Regions from separate parts of the Homo sapiens genome. Here region 1 is linked to region 2. The links are chromatin contacts, found by Hi-C or POLR2A ChIA-PET in ENCODE. All regions are on one chromosome and are shown on one strand. Each heading gives the region's core, a stretch centred on a gene start or an enhancer-like site at or near the end of the contact. The rest is flanking DNA. Distances are from core to core; before and after follow the strand shown. Region 1 overlaps FBLN7 (fibulin 7). Region 2 holds the start of TMEM87B (transmembrane protein 87B).

Region 1 (3,546 bases), core at 182-2,681, 100 kb after region 2:
TGCTGGCTTGCCGAGAGCAGCAAGATGCTTCCTTGTACCACGCTCTGTTTCATCAGCCTCACCCCAGAGAGGTTGGAGGCTGGGATGGGCCACAGCCTCCTCACCTTCCCTCGGCAAGTCAGCCTGGAGCCTTCCTGTCTCCCTCCCCGCCTGGGACGGAGATGCAGCCTTGGTTTGCTTGGTCTTGAAGATGTTTAAGGTTTTTCCGTGGTAACTGGCAAGCTGGGCACATCTCACCCTCAATGAGCACCGGGGAGAAAGCAGCTGGCGCCTGTTGCCCACGGAGCAGGAAGTGGCACCGGAAGCAGAGGGCAGTTGTGCCTGGAGCCAGCAGCACTGGGGTTAGAAATACTTGGCTGCCCAGCGGCCAAGTAGAAGACAAGACCCTGTCCCTCCACACACACTCCCCTGCTTCCTTTACTTCCTGGAGCCCCAGGCCATCACCCCAGGTTCCTGGCAGTATGCTTGCCCTTCCCAGCGCAGCCTTTGGCACAGATTTCTCCCGGCTTCAAAACTGAGCCCTCCATGTACCCGGGGCAGCTGCGGCTCCGCGAACCCACTTTCAGCTGTCAGGGCCTGGCCAGCTCGTAGCGCAGGAGGCAGCTGTTCGCCTGGCTGGATGTGGGCAAGGACGTCTCCTCCACCTTCCCTTCACGCTTCCTGCCCCCGCTGCCCAGGTGCCCAACCTGAACTTTGCACGGGAGTGAGAAATCTACTGTGGGGCATTTGGGCTCAGTCCTATCAATCCCTAGTGCAAATTCATCAATAAGATCATTCACCACACAGGAGCCTGTGAGAACAAAGGAGGCAGTCCATTGGGGTGGCCGGCGGGGCTGGGTGGGAGTCAGACTTCCTGGCCTGGCTCTACTGCTCCTAAGCCCCATGATTTGGGGGAAGGTGTTTGACTTTCAGCCTCCATATCTTTCTCTATGAAATGGAGACAAGCCCCGTTTCTCCACGGGGTTGCTGCCGGCCAGTAGCTGAACTATTCTTTGTTACAGCGAAGAAGCTCTTTGTAGACTGAAGTACACAAATGCAATTGACATATAAACCATGAAGTCATCTATAAAAGCAGAGCCCCCCTTTTTTAAGGAAGGGGACGTGGGTGTGGGAAATCAGGTTTGGGTGGCAGGGCTGCACGGTGCTGGGCAGGTACGGGGTTGCAGGAGGTCGCTCCTGAGTGCCCCAGGACCTGCGTGGGAGGGACCACAACGTGGGAGGAGGAAGGAAAACAAACCAAACTTCTCTTCCGAGCAATTGCGTTTGGGGCTGTGCCTGGTCAGGCCCTGGGTATGGTGGAGGCCCAGGAGCCCCCGGGATTAACGAATTCCAGGGGCAACTGGGGATTCAACTGTGTCAAAAGCATCCATTCAGTCTGGCCAGTGAGTCATCTGTTTGGTGAAATCTCCACGGTGCAGAGGCCTGGCAGCCTCCCTGGGAGAGCGGCAGTGGCTCCATTCCCACCGCGGTGGTGGTGGTGGTTGTGGTTGTGGTGCTTCGTTGGTGAGGCTGGAAGCCACCCTGGCTGTGGGGGCCACACACCTCCCTGCCACTTTACTGTTCCACTGTATTTTAGAGAGTTTTTTTGAATTATAAAACCAATACTCAGTAGAAAAAAAATTAAGTAGAAAAAATAAAATTAAGACTGGGTGCGGTGGCTCACACCTGTAATCCCAGCGCTTTGGGAGGCCAAGGCAGGCAGATCACCTGAAGTCAGGAGTTCGAGACCAGCCTGGGCAACATGGCGAAGCCCCGTCTCTACTAAAAATACAAAAATTAGCGGGGCATGGCGGTGGGCACCTGTAATCCCAGCTACTAGGGAGGCTGAGGCATGAGAATCACTTGAACCCGGGAGGTGGAGGTTGCAGCGAGTTGAGATTGTGCCATTGCACTCCAGCCTGGGTGATAGAGTGAGACTCTATCTCATTAAAAAAAAATTAAATTAAATTAAAACATAATCCATAAGCCTATCCCTAAAGATAACCATCATCGTCTTGATGTGTCTCCTGTCTCCTGTGCAGGCAGCAGAGTCCAGGCTGTGCTGTTGTAACACACAGCCCCCAGTGAATGTGAATGGCCTTAGTAGAGACCTGCTTGCTCCACAAGGCCGAGGTCCCATCCCTCCCCACTTGATTCACCCCTCCTTTACTATTTTTCATGTCCTGGCTCTTTTTCTTAATTAGGTAATTAATTTTTTTGAGGCAGGGTCTCACTCTGTCACCAAAGCTGAGTACAGTTGTGCAATCATGACTCACTGCAGCCTCAACCTCCCAGGCTCAAGTGATCTTCCTGCCTACAGGCGAGCACCACCATGCCCAGCTAATTTTTTATTTTTTGTAGAGACAGGGTCTCAGTCTGTTGCCCAGGGTGGTCTTGAACTCCTGGATGCAAGTGATCCCAAAGTGCTAGGATTACAGGCGTGAGCCACCGCACCCAGCCTGTCCTGGTTCTTTGGTTCTTTTTTTTTTTTTTGAGACGGAGTCTCGCTGTCGCCCAGGTTGGAGTGCAGTGGCGCGATCTCGGCTCACTGCAGGCTCTGCCCCCCGGGGTTCACGCCATTCTCCTGCCTCAGCCTCCTGAGTAGGTGGGACTACAGGCACCCGCCACCTCACCCGGATAATTTTTTGTATTTTTAGTAGAGATGGGGTTTCACCGTGTTAGCCAGGATGGTCTCGATCTCCTGACCTTGTGATCCGCCCGCCTCGGCCTCCCAAAGTGCTGGGATTACAGGCGTGAGCCACCGTGCCCAGCCTGTCCTGGTTCTTAAAGGCAGTTGAGATTGGAAATATTTAGTTTGGTTTTGTTGTTGTTGTTGTTTTTGAGATAGGGTTTCAATGTTATCCAGGCTGGAGTGCAGTGATGTGATTGCAGCTCACTGCAACCTCCCTCCCAGGCTCAGGCAATCATCCCACCTCAGCCTTCCAAGTAGCTGGCACTACAGGCATACATCACCGGGCTCGGCTAATTTTTTTGTTTTTAATTATTTTATTTTATTTTATTTATTATTTTGAGACAGAGTCTTGCTCTGTTGCCCAGCCTGGAGTGCAGTGGTGCAGTCTCGGCTCACTGCAACCTCTGCCTCCCAGGTTCAAGCGATTCTCCTGCCTCAGCCTCCCGAGTAGCTGGGATTACAGGCACCTGCCACCATGCCCGGCTAATTTTAAAAATATTTGTAGTTGAGACTGGGTTTCACCATGTTGGCCACGCTGGTTTCGAACTTCTGACCTCACATGATCCGCTCGGCTCAGCCTCCCAAAGTGCTAGGATTACAGGCATGAACCACCGAGCCTGGCTGAATTTTTAAATTTTTTGTAAAGATGAGGTCTCACTATATTGCACAGGCTGGTCTCGAACTTCTGGCCTCAAGCAATCCACCCACCTTGACCACCCAAAGTGCTGGGATTACAGGCATGAGCCACCGTACCCGGCCAGGAAACCTTGAGAATTTTAGCATTAAGTAGAATGCTGGCACCTCCGGGGAGTGGCCATCTGCCATCTAGAAGACATCACCAGAAACTAACACTGCCGATGCCTTGATCTTGGACT
Region 2 (3,449 bases), core at 229-2,728:
TAATAACAATATTAGCACAGGATTCTATTCCCTTGCTGGATATTATTTACATTTGATAATGAATGAACTAATTCTCTTTGACAGCAAAACATGTATTCAGCTTACAGCCGAAAATGCAAGGGAAGGTACACAATAAGACGGATCCAAGCCCTGACCCCTCTGAGCTTTAAGCCAGTCAAGTAACTACTTGTTCTGAAAAGTATTAACTGTCCTATTAACGTTAACCTTCACAACACAATGCCTTGTGTTCAACTGGCCTTGGCCTCAAAGCACTTTCCTGGCACATTCCCTGAATTTAAAGAACGGTTTCCATACAGCTGAGAGGGTCGAGGCAGGGGTAAGTGTAGAAGACGCAAGAAATGGAGACACCCTGGGAACAGAACTCTAGACTGCACTCCAACCGTAGCACTTACTAGGCATTCGACTCCAGGACCTTGACACTCGCGCTCGCTGGCGGCGAGCCCCGCCTCCCCACTGCGCCTCATCTCCCAGACAGGCCCCGCCTCCCCACTCAGGCCCCGCCTCCCCACTCAGGCCCGTCTCCTCACTCAGGCCACGCCTCCCCGCCCAGTCCCGTCTCCGTACTAGGGCTTGCTCCAAGCCCTGCTTCCTCGCCCAACCTGGCCTCCCCACTACGGCCTAACCCCAAGCCCTTCTCGTCCAGCCCCGTCTCCACACTACTGCCTGGTCCTCAACTCCGCCTCCCCACTCCGACCCCATCTCCCTGACCAGCCCCGCCTTTACGCTCAGGCTCCGCCTCCCCGCCGGGTCTTGCCTCCAAATCCCGGCCCCGCCTCCACGCGGCCCCGCCTCCACGCGGCCCCGCCTCCACGCTCGGCCTGGCCCCAAGCTCTTCCTTCCTGGGGCACTCTGTCTCCGCACTCCGGCCTGGTCCCGAGCCCCGCCCCGCCTCCACACGGCCCCGCCACCACACGGCCCCGCCTCCACGCGGCCCCGCCTCCACGCTCGGCCTGGCCCCAAGCTCTTCCTTCCTGGGGCACTCTGTCTCCGCACTCCGGCCTGGTCCCGAGCCCCGCCCCGCCTCCACACGGCCCCGCCTCCACACGGCCCCGCCTCCACACGGCCCCGCCTCCACACGGCCCCGCCTCCACACGGCCCCGCCTCCACACGGCCCCGCCTCCACACGGCCCCGCCTCCACACGGCCCCGCCTCCACACGGCCCCGCCTCCACACGGCCCCGCCTCCACGCTCGGCCTGGCCCCAAGCTCTTCCTTCCTGGGGCACCCTGCCTCCGCACTCCGCCCTGGTCCCGAGCCCCGCCCCGCCTCCACAGTCCCGAGCCCGCCTCCAACCCTGCCCTGTCCCCACACCCAGCTTGGCCCCGAGCCACGCCTCCCACCCCGCCCCCACACTCCCGAGCCCCGCCTCGTCTCCACACTCCGGCGGCGCCTCCCTACCCGGCCCCGCCTCCGCGCTCGGGCTGCCAGCCCTCCCTTGCACGTTCCGGCTCCTCTTCTATCTTCACGCCCACGCTAGGCCCTGAGCCCAGCCTCCACGTCTCGCCGCCAACTCCACATCCTGGCTCCTATCTCTGCCTTCCAGGCATCTCCCAGCTGCACGCTCGGGCCCGGCTCAGAGCCCTAAGCCCTGCCTCCCGGTCCTGGCCGGGTTTCCCAGAACTGCACGGCGCCTCTCCGCCCAGGCCCAAGCGCGAGCCCCTCCTCCACACCCGAGTCCGAGCCCCGCGTCCCGGATTCGGACCCGCCTGCCTGGGGCGGTGCTGCACCAGGTGCGGGTGTGGCAGGCGTCTCGGAGCGCCAGGTGCAGCTTCCTGGTCAAGATGGTCGCCGCCTGCCGCTCGGTAGCCGGGCTCCTGCCACGCCGCCGCCGCTGCTTTCCCGCCCGGGCCCCGCTGCTGCGCGTCGCCCTCTGCCTCCTGTGCTGGACCCCGGCGGCTGTGCGCGCGGTCCCTGAGCTCGGGCTCTGGTTAGAGACAGTCAACGACGTAAGTGGAGTGTCGGGACCCAGGCGTGGCACGTCTCGGGCCGTCAGGGCCGTCGTGCGGCTTCGCTTGACCCCGGGCTTGTTCACCCTGCCTCTGCCGGGTCAGCACCGGGTCCCCTGATACCCTCCCTGAGCCTTTTGTCTGTTACAGCCGGGGAGCGGGGAGCGGCCCCTCCTCCGGCCCGACCTGGGCTGCAGGCAAGAGCCGTCAGGATTGCGCATGGGACGGCCCTCGGGTCCGAGCGCTCGGACTGTTACTGAGGGTCACCATGCCCGACGCCGTGGCCCTCATTCTGCTCTGACATGTTTTGGCTGGATCAGGAATCTCTCGGCACATCTAGCAGCATCTTTGGGATTCGACTCTTCCTGTCCGGATGCAGCCACAGTGGGCCACACCCCTGAGGCCGCAGGGAGGACTTGCCAGCGCTTCAGTTTCTGCATAAACTTAGAAAGCGGGTCTGCCGCTTCCTTAAAAAAAAAAAAGAAAGAAAAAATTTAAATGAGGGGGAAACGTGCAGTAGTCACCCTACCTCTATTTCTCTCTTCTTGAGTTCCTGAATTTCTCTACAGTTCCTGTCACAGTTCCGGGAGAGAGAGTGTGTGTGTAGGTGGGGCGGGACTTGTGATTAGGGAGTGCTTGAAAGGCGAATCTGGAGGCATGAGTGGGTGGAAACTCTTCTTTCCAAGGCAGGCTATTAGAAAACTTGGCGTCTGGTAATTAGAGGAGATGATGTGGGAGAGATGCAGGGGCAGAATTATGGAAAGTCTTGCAAAAGAGAGACAGGAAGTCTGGAAGAGGCATTATCTCCGGCTTCTCTGGGGTCAGATGACTCATCCAGCACTGTTTGGGATGGGTATTTTCCACATGCATGAAATAATGTCCAGGTTCTAAAGATGAGACTTATATTTTGATTTCCTTAACCAGAAAAAGAAAGTAGTTCCAAAGACTACAAATACTTCCCACAACACAAAAGCTACTCAGAGGAACACGCTGGGTATCTTTCTGGATCTTTTAAGACCTAGTGCAGCCATTTCCTCCAGGATTGGATTCTTCTGGGTTGGTGACCTAATTTGTGTGCCAGTTATAGTCTGCACATCTCCATTATTTAATTTCCTGAACGGGAAAAAGTAGAACTCAGTGAACTACTCTCATGGCTTCCTGCTGCTACGATAGTGAATAGTCAATATAACTATATTGGAAGTGAATCAGTTGCATGCATATTGTTGGATTACTTGAACATATCTGTATAGATCTTTGCTAAGTGTACTGTGAACATACCTGCAAAGATCTTTGCCAAGTGTACTTCTTCCTGCATGAGGAAGAGAAGTTTGCTCCTTGAGTGCTGCATGACCTTTAGGCTAATTTTACTCCTGTGTGACCCTGGGCCGCCAGAAGTCTAAAAGCCCTTCTCTCCCAAGAGTGGACTTATATTTTCCACATTTCAGGTTGTCAGAAACAGGAAAGGAGAGTGGGGCTTTCTTTC

What was found. Hi-C counts contacts between places; a loop is a spot of excess contacts on that map. ChIA-PET counts read pairs that join two places held with the same protein, here RNA polymerase II (POLR2A). Pooled maps may share reads with other maps.
Region 1: a loop to region 2 is called in a map of OCI-LY7, with 2.4 times the contacts of the local background. The contact joins the enhancer-like site here to the promoter of TMEM87B in region 2. A Hi-C loop is called at or near these places in 2 of 168 maps with a recorded cell type or tissue (OCI-LY7 and cardiac septum) and 5 of 50 pooled maps. POLR2A ChIA-PET finds 5 or more read pairs at or near these places in 3 of 52 experiments (CD4-positive, alpha-beta memory T cell, activated naive CD4-positive, alpha-beta T cell and naive thymus-derived CD8-positive, alpha-beta T cell).

What each region holds. Positions count from the first base shown.
Region 1 is chr2:112,155,445-112,158,990 of GRCh38, forward strand. The region is part of intron 1 of FBLN7 (fibulin 7); the gene reads left to right. Among named protein-coding and RNA genes, the nearest start is that of FBLN7, 19 kb to the left of the region's middle. RefSeq lists an enhancer at 1,094-1,923. Within about 2 kb of position 1,432, at least 4 of the 41 ENCODE cell types and tissues checked have a DNase peak (open chromatin) inside an H3K27ac peak, as active enhancers do.
Region 2 is chr2:112,053,791-112,057,239 of GRCh38, forward strand. It overlaps TMEM87B (transmembrane protein 87B), which reads left to right and starts at 1,479. Exons shown (of 19, transcript NM_032824.3): 1 at 1,479-1,966. The coding sequence starts at 1,802. RefSeq lists silencers at 471-520, 721-1,450 and enhancers at 2,181-2,250, 2,281-2,620.